2 separate regions of the Homo sapiens genome follow, and region 1 is linked to region 2. Evidence: read pairs that join two places in POLR2A ChIA-PET (ENCODE). Cell type or tissue: MCF 10A. All regions are shown on one strand. Links, peaks and the distances in the headings refer to the core of each region. The heading gives the core; the rest is flanking DNA.

Region 1 (4,403 bases), core at 187-4,186, 54 kb before region 2:
GGTGTAAGACATTGAGAGCCTGGTTTGGGGACATAGCAATGGGAAGAGGACAGACAGTTGTAAAGGCTAGTTAGTGGAAGAACTAGCAGAGAAGTGCGTATTATGCAGAACCATCTGTAAACCAGGCCTGAGTCTTTCTCTGTCAACTGATCATAGGTCACTCCCTCTGAGGCCATAGGTGCAGGCTGGGAGAGAGAAGGCAATGTAGCAGGAGTGGGGTCCAAGGGCATTTGAGCCACTTCTTATAACTTGTGCCTTCAGGTCCTGCTTGGGCCCAATCACATGTATGCCACTTCCACTTGATGATGAAGTGCTGCTGTATGCACCCATCTTTGTGATGTGGAGGGTCAGACAAATGCCAGTTCATGATGGGCATCTCAGGTGACAGGGTAACTCAGCCCCTGGTCAAGTGTTCAGTTTCTACCGAGGCCTAATAACAGGCCAAAAGCTGTTTCTTGAAAGAAAAGTAGTTAGCTGTGGATGGTGGTGGGGCCTTGTTCCAAAATTCTAACAGTCTAAGCTGCAATTAACCTATGGGGGCCTGAAGAAGGCTCCAAACAGCATCCCCATCTTCCATGGACACTTCGAGCACCATTAGATCTACTAGATTCCATGGCCCAAGTGGAGGGGCAGCTTGCATAGCAGCCTGGACCTGTTGCAGAATCTTCTTTTATTCTAGGCGCCACTCAAAACTAACAGCATTTTGGGTCACGTGGTAAGTGGGCTGGAGTAATGTACCATTTCTCTTTTCTTTTTTTTTTTTTTTTGAGACGGAGTCTTGCTCTGTCACCCACGCTGGAGTGCAGTGGCACAATCTTGGCTCACTGCAACCTCCACCTCCTGTGTTTAAGTGATTCTCCTGCCTTAGCCTCCTGAGTAGCTGGGACTACAGGCGCATGCCACCACACCCGGCTAATGTTTTGTATTTTTAGTAGAGACAGAGTTTCACCGCGTTAGCCAGGATGGTGTCAGTCTGACCTCATGATCCACCCACCTCGGCCTCCCAAAGTGCTGGGATTACAGGCGTGAGCCACCGTGCTCAGCCTTCTCATTTCTTAAATGAGAAATATATTGTCTCCAACATTCTCTTGAAGACACATGGAAGGGCTTGGCAGTTAGAACAGCAGACTAGAAAGCAGAAATGGGCATTATGATACTAATTTTATTACAAAATGCATTGATTTAATATGATATTTCATTTTTCTTCACCATAGTTTCCCTACCATACAAAGAAAAAGGCATTTGTGGAACTTAATTTTGGCAGTGGAAGTCTAAAATTATAGTTTTACAGTATAAAAATAATGGAAATCCATTCACTCAGGATGTGCATTGGACAGCCATGATATGCACAGTACCATATTTGTTGTCATTAAATGCCCAAAATGTATAATCTACCCCTATTTTTTGAGGCACTTCAAGCAGGACCCTGCACACAGCAGGTACTTAATAAGTGTTACTTGAAGGCCCCATTTTTCACAAAGCTTAAAATCTATTTGAGGAAACTAAAAGACAACTTGACAGACTCAATAGTGGCATGGCAGTCCTGCAGCCATTTGTTGCACAGTTGATTTTCAATGAACACCCAGTAGGTTGCTCAAGCCAAGAGAATCTCTTGGGCAATGGTGGCTTCAGAGCTTCATGGGACTTACAGAGAATATATGGAAAGAAAAGAAGGTGCTTCAGGCAGGGTATATAGCCACTGGATCTCTCACAGTTTGTGGAAGTGGAACCATCCACCTGGAGAAAAGGGCTTGTGTTGAGAAATAATGGAAGGTGCACCTACAAGAAGTCTGGGGCCTCTACTTTGGCCCTGAGCTATGACATGGGAACTTTATTCTTTGTCTTATCAATAGTGGCTGTCTTTGTGGTTATGCAGAGGAGTAACAAGTTTAAAGCAGCACTTAAGAAAGATCTACTTGGTGTCAACAAAAGCAATGAATTGGAGAGGACCCAAATTGGAAGCAGGATACTATTAAGATATTTTCAGCATAGTCAAGGTGTGAGATATTGAGAGCCTGGTTTGAGGAAGTATTGGTGAAAATAGGACAGACCATTGTAAAGGCCAGTTAGTGGAGGAAACAGTAGAGAACTAATAGAGCTTGGTTATTGGAGAGAGTAAGGTGGGGAAAAGGAAGAATGAAAGACAAGTACATTTGAAGCTTGTGTGGCTGAAAGAATAAAGTAACTTTGATAATATAACAAAGATAAGTAACAAATAAAATAGAAGAATAAAGAAAGAGAAGCCAGATAAAAAGGAAAAATCAATTATTTTAATTTTATACTAATATAAGACATTATTATTAATGGCACAGCTCCTAATTCTCTATTTACGTAATACCTTATAGTTCACCGGGCACATTCCCAGGTATGATACATCATTTGTGATGAAGCTAGAATAGCACAATAGAAAGCCATAGGTGGTTAGAAGAATGCAAATACAGTTGGAAAGAGAGGGGAGAGATGTAGCAACAATAGCTTAGAAACTCCTCCACATGGAAGTATATTGAGCAAATAGCACACAATAACTCATTTCATACTCTTGTTTAACTCTTATTTGTGTTACTTAAAGTAGTATATCTATAATTGAATCCATTAAATCCTTAATGTTCATTTCTTTTCCTCAATAACTAGTGAGCTGTATTTTGAAATACCAACCAGTGTTTTGAAATAATTCTTCAAATAATGTTTTTATCCCAAGTCTTACCATACTTTTTTCTTTTATATATAAATACAAAATATACATAAAATTTCAAATATATATAATATATATGTGTCTGTATGTGTATATATATTTCCATTTGCAGATTTAGCAGTATACTGGAACAAAACCAAAACAGGATCTGCTATTGGATGTTTTTATCAGCTAGTGCTGGGGAGAATGATTGGAAAACTGAATTGCAGTAGTATTATTAAAATTCATGAACCAGAGAATTACCAATGTGTAATATTCAAAAATGCAGTGGGTGCTAAGTATCTTTGACACATTCCTTAAAGCTTTAACCATCTTGGGGAAAAAATGTTAGAAGTCTGTCAGGAACATATTGGATTTTCCTAAAGCATATGGTGATGAAATAGTATATCATTTTATGAGAAAATATTGTCATACTGGCTTCCTGGCCCAACATTTCATAGTCATTTTATATTTCTATTTTGTAGTTATCTTTTAGTGCTCTTTATTTTAGGATGAATTTCTTTCCTGGTCTTGAAGAATGTCATTGTTTCACCCCCTCTCTCTTTCTTTTGGCCATTCCTTTGTTTTTATTCTTCCTTCAAGGGTCTTTTGTTCTCTAAAATAGTTTTTATACTGTGTTTCAAGACTGAGAGGTGTGTGCTTCGATCAAATTTTTGTTTTGAGGACATTAGGAGCGTTTTTTATCTTCCCTTTCTCCACCCCATGGTTTGTGTGCTGCTGCTGTTTCATCCTCTTTCTGCAGTACTTGCTTTCGTCCCAGACCTGGCTGGATTGCAAGAATGGAAATGGTTATTCTCTAGCTTGCATTTGAAAAAAAATCCATTTTTATTTCAAGAGGATGACGGACACACACAAAAAATGTATGCCACTGGGCCCTTTTACCACATTTTCTGTTTGGTCCCCTTCGGCTCTTTCAAAACATTGAGCGTGTTCCCAGAATTGGTCAAAACCACATTGCCCAGTTGCAGGCAAAGCTGTGGGTTGGCATCCTCTGGGAGTGGCTGGTTGGGAAGCTCAATTTCCAAATTCCTGGAACTGTCATATTAATCTGTATTTTAAGGCAATGAAGGAGCAATACATCCTTCCCCAAGGGCTTTTATTGTCTTAGAGTTTCAGAGGCCATGTGGGCATTTCTAGTTGGCTGTGAATTTCAACAGCCAACTATGTATACTCTCAATGTTAAGACCTGGTGAGCTTGGATAAATTGTCCCTCAACAGAGTTCCTTACTTGAGGCAGCTATGATGCAACTCATCATCTCCCTCTGTAGCACACTTCACCTGGGCTACATCCTTCCTGGTTTTTGGAGAAAGACTTCTCTTGGACCTGAGGCAAGTGCATGAAGTTTCAGTCTGTGCAGGGCGGTTAGAAACAGTGTGTCAGACAAACATTCCCTATAAGCCAATAAATTTCCAGAGGAATGGTTGACATATGAGCCATCTAAAAATGCTATTTAAAAAATCTATAAACATTATTTTAAAAATATCATTACGTGAGCACATTTTGGAGGAGACATTTGAAAATGAAGAGACAAAATAAAATGGTATTCATTCAAACCCACTCATGACTCACATTGGAAATGTTATTGAATTTTTTTAAAAGAGATTTCTATAGATGATAGAAAGTTGCTATAATGTCATAACTTCTCTTTGTAAAACAAGTTAGCAGAAATGAAAATCTTCCCTGAAACTACCCTCTAGTGCAGAACTGCCA
Region 2 (4,403 bases), core at 205-4,204:
TCTGAGAACTCTGTTGTAACTACTTAACCATTTGAATTGAGCTCTTAAAAAACGCTCTGCTCACAAATTTCCCAACCTCTGTTCCACCTCACTCCATCCCACTGCTCACCACCAGTAGAAAAAAGGCTGCAATGGAAAAACAGACTGTTTAAAATTCATTGCATGATACAAAAAGAAACATAAGGTTTTCTAATGCTGTAGCTCTATGTCCTGAAATTGGGGATAATTTTACAAGATATGTAGCAAAATAGATCTCAGCTCCCAATATTCAGAACAAAGCTTTGATTTTGTCACTGCAATTTAAGTGGTTCAACTTATGTTGGGGTTGAGGCAAATTGCTTTTTAAAATACAGAGAGATAGTGAGATATAAAATTTTAATTTATAATTTTAATTGGGCTGGGATTTTTTTGTCTGAAATGTGTGCATTTTCAGTTATTATTTTCATCTTTGCCTTATCTTATTACTAATGAAATACTATAGTTAACTAGTGAGCTGATGATACATTCTGAGGATGAAATTTGTAGCCTATATTTCTCTTTGTCTCTTTTCCAGATTTAAAGAATTAAGATACTTGAATAAGCTGCTGTAAGGAACCACCAATACTAGAAGACATACTGTACTTTAAGATGATTGGGCATTGTGTAGTGCAGACACCAATCCTTGGAAGGACATACAACACACTAAGGATATTTGGGGCCATGGAAAAATCTAGCTCCTGAAGTAACTGATGAGGGTCCCCCTTTTCCCAGCAAATACTCGGCCTGCAGGACTAATGTTTAACTAGCCATGTAGTTTAACATATATTTCCCTATTCCCCTCCTTCCCTTGACTTTTGTCAAACTAGCTTTCTTGGACTAGTTTGATTATATGCCTCTTAAAGGGAAGGAAGCCTTGTATCTTTCTCTCCATTGGCATCTCTATGAAATTCGCATGCTGGTTACTGAAGACAGCAAAGGCTCACAGCAAGCTATAGATGTCCTGGATGAATGTCTTTGCTGAGTCTTACAAATTTAGACCAAAAAAAGAATACTGGAATCTAGAACTAATAATATATATATATAATATATATATTTTAATAAATATATTTTAATTAAAAATATATTTTAATAATATATATTTTAATAACATATGTATTTTAATAAAATACATAGATATATATTTTTAGTCCTATACAGGTCCATTTAGCTGTTAATTTCCACTTCAGAATTCTCTTGTGATGATGTCTGAGTGGGGTATGAGTTCCTCCAGGCTTTGAGGTTTATATAAATAAGAACTATAAGATCAACATTTACCAACAGGTGAGCTGTAGGATGGTAATCCAGCTGCTGCTTGTGTTTTGGGTGTAGTACATTTAGCTAATCCTATTGACTATAATTCTAACTGGGTGGCTCTTGCTAGAACTTTGGGGAAAAGATGTAATCTTCAGGCCAAGGGTGAATGGAGTACTCCAGCTATTCTTGAAATGACCCAGATCTCAAAGCAAGAAGTTGATTTACTTTTTAAAACAAGATTTATAAGTTGCCCAAACTGTTCTCTACTCAAAGGTTATGGTTGGAACCCAACCAAGATAGTAGAAACACTGCCTTCATCAAGCCAGACATTGCTCAAGTTTATAATGCAAGATAAAGAAGAAGTAATACATGTCCTGTTTTAAAGACATGTCTAATTGCTAGGAGAGCACTCAGGTAGCAACACAATAGATCTGCCCCAGTGGTCTAAGCAAAGGCAGTCTCAAATGTTGAGAAGAGTAAGACTTAGAATAGGGAAAGGATTGTGTTTGGCTCGGTCATCTGTAAGTCTTTTTAAAGACCTAGGATGACTTTTAGGGTGTGTACATGACAGGATAAATGCAAGTGTTTCTGAGACTTGAAGACTCTGTAAATAAGGGGATTGAGGGTAGATCTAAGAGAGTTGGAGGTACCGGAAATGTTGGGAATTGGATAACGAATATCACAGAATGAAAGTCTAATTCTGGTGAAGTTAAGTTAAGAATTCTACCTTTTCCTGTTTGAATAACATGCACTGGCTTTAAATGATAATTGTGGAACATCTTAGAGAAAACCTCAGACTCCTGAGCAAGGTGTCTGTTTTAACCAACATAGCAATTTATTTCTGTGGAGAGATGAGAAAATTTTGAATGATTCTTGATTTTTAGAGCACTGCATTTGGTAACCCTATTATAAAATTTTGGATATATATTGCACCCCATAAAATAGCTACAGCAGTTTAGATTTTTTAAATGGCCAGAGCCATTATGTGCTGCAGCACTTGGATTTGGTCCATAATGCTTCGCAATCCAACAGCAATCTCTAAAGCCCAGAGCCCTGGGACTGTTTCCAACAAAACAGTAGGTCAGCACTGAAAGAGAAAGAAGTGGTTGCCTACATTGCCACAAATGGAAATGAGAGAAGAGACGTGCTTATCAGGGTAAATAAACTTGGTCTTATTATTAGAAAAGAGGTGGCAAGTGGGCGGAGGGAAAATAGGCACAGCACTGACATTTACTAAGCACCTACTCATTGTCTCACACATTATTAGATGCCTTAATTCATTACTTCATTTAGTCCTGGCAAAATTCTAAAGATTTGATTATTGTCATTATTACAGATAAAGAAACTGAAGAGAGAGTATATTAGGCCATTCTTGCATTTCTATAAAGAAATATCTGAGACTGGGTAATTTATAAAGAAAAGATATTCAACCGGCTCACGGCTCTACAGGCTCTACAGGAAGCATAGTGCAGGCATCTGCTTGGCTTCTGGGGAGGCCTCAGGAAGCTTATAATGATGGTGGAAGGTGAAGGGGAACAGGTACGTCACATGGCCAGAGCAGGAGCAAGAGAGAGAGAGTGGGGGTGAGAGGCACCACACACTTTTAAATGACTAGATCTCCTGTGAACTTAGAGCGTGAGCTCACTTAACACCAAAGAGATGGCCCAACCCATTCATGAGGGACCGGCCCCCATGATCCAAACACCTCCCACCAGGCCCCACCCCCAGCATTGGAGATTACAATTCAACATGAGATCTGGGCAGGAACAAATATTCAAATTATACCAGAGAGGTTAAGAAAATTGACCAAGGTCACACAGCAAGCATGTGGTGAATACGTTTTGTTAACCCAGGTAACTGACTCTAGAATTTATGCTCCTTTTAATCTGTCACAGTTGAGTTTTACTTTGATGACTTGTTATTAGTGACTGCTGTAAATCTATAACTGTTTAGGTCATCTCTACTGTACAATGGTCATGGGTGATTGAACCACTAATTAATCATGTGTCTTTGGGTTTATTCACTCATTAAACAATGACTTGTTGAGCCCCAATTATGTGACAGCTACTGAGTAAGGTAATTGCACTGCAGCAGGGAATAAGAGAGATGCAATTCCTGTCTTTATGAGCTTACATTATGGAAACAGTAAGCAAGTAAAGAGATTAACATGTTGAAGTCTGTGAAGGGATTACTTCAGTGAGTAGAACCTTAATGCAATCCAATACTCCAGATTGCTATAGGAATGAGATGTACTGGTAAACTGAATAGTCTGGTTATTTATGTAGACTTTATCAAGAAATGGATCTGGACTCACTTCATGGCAAATCTCCAGGTGACAATGCCCATATTGTTTCACCTACAGATTAGTTTCCATAAAACAGTGCCCCTCATTCTTCTGTGTATATGCCACTCAAACTGTTACTCCTTTAATTTTTTTCTAGTTTTTTCCTTTGGAAGACTTTGCTAGGTTTCACTGTTACTAAAAGGGAAGTAGCAGACCACTTCAGTAGGGTTATGCCATCTCTATTTTGGAGTGAGGGTGCTTTTAAAAAATGGTACTGGGTTTTTCTTCTTTTAAAGGTCACACAGTTCTGATTTAGAATGCTCTCAAAAACATATAGATAAATTTAAAACATGAAATTTGAACATGAGTGCTATAATAACATTTATTTAAAAAAAACTATCAAACTTGGCTAAACAAAATGTGGTACCTATACACAATGGAATACTATGCAGCCATAAAAACAAGATCATGTCCTTTTCAGGAACCTGGGTGGAGCTGGAGGCCATTATCCTTAGCAAAGTAACTCAGGGACAGAAAACCAAATGCCACATGCTCTCACTTATAAGTGGGAGCTAAATGATGAGAACACACGGATACATAGAGGGGAACAACACACACTGAGGCCTTTCAGAGAACAGAGGGTGGGAGGAGGAAGAGGGTCAGGAAAAGTTACTAATGGGTACGAGGCTTAATATTTGGGTGATGAAATAATCTGTACAACAAACCTCCATGACGCAATTCTACCTATATAACAAACTTGCACATGTACCCCGAACTTAAAATAAAAGTTTAAAAAACTATCAAACGATACTGTATATATTTTAAAGGTACATACATACACAGAAAA

What was found. Peaks named below come from ENCODE experiments on the same cell type or tissue, not always from the same donor. Only the 100,000 strongest peaks of a DNase experiment are listed, where the experiment ranks them.
Region 1: POLR2A ChIA-PET joins it to region 2 with 6 read pairs; 5 of 35 experiments call an interaction of 5 or more read pairs at or near these places.

What each region holds. Positions count from the first base shown.
Region 1 is chr12:92,613,915-92,618,317 of GRCh38, reverse strand. The region is part of intron 1 of LOC105369905 (a long non-coding RNA gene); the gene reads right to left. The region is part of intron 1 of LOC124902983 (a long non-coding RNA gene); the gene reads left to right. Among named protein-coding and RNA genes, the nearest start is that of PLEKHG7, 87 kb to the left of the region's middle. RefSeq lists a silencer at 1,839-2,039. In MCF 10A, for the core only: no CTCF peak of the experiment used is centred there; DNase peaks (open chromatin) are centred at 2,407 and 3,647.
Region 2 is chr12:92,559,701-92,564,103 of GRCh38, reverse strand. The region is part of intron 1 of LOC105369905 (a long non-coding RNA gene); the gene reads right to left. Among named protein-coding and RNA genes, the nearest start is that of LINC02397, 95 kb to the right of the region's middle. RefSeq lists a silencer at 2,942-3,021. In MCF 10A, for the core only: no CTCF peak of the experiment used is centred there; a DNase peak (open chromatin) is centred at 2,323.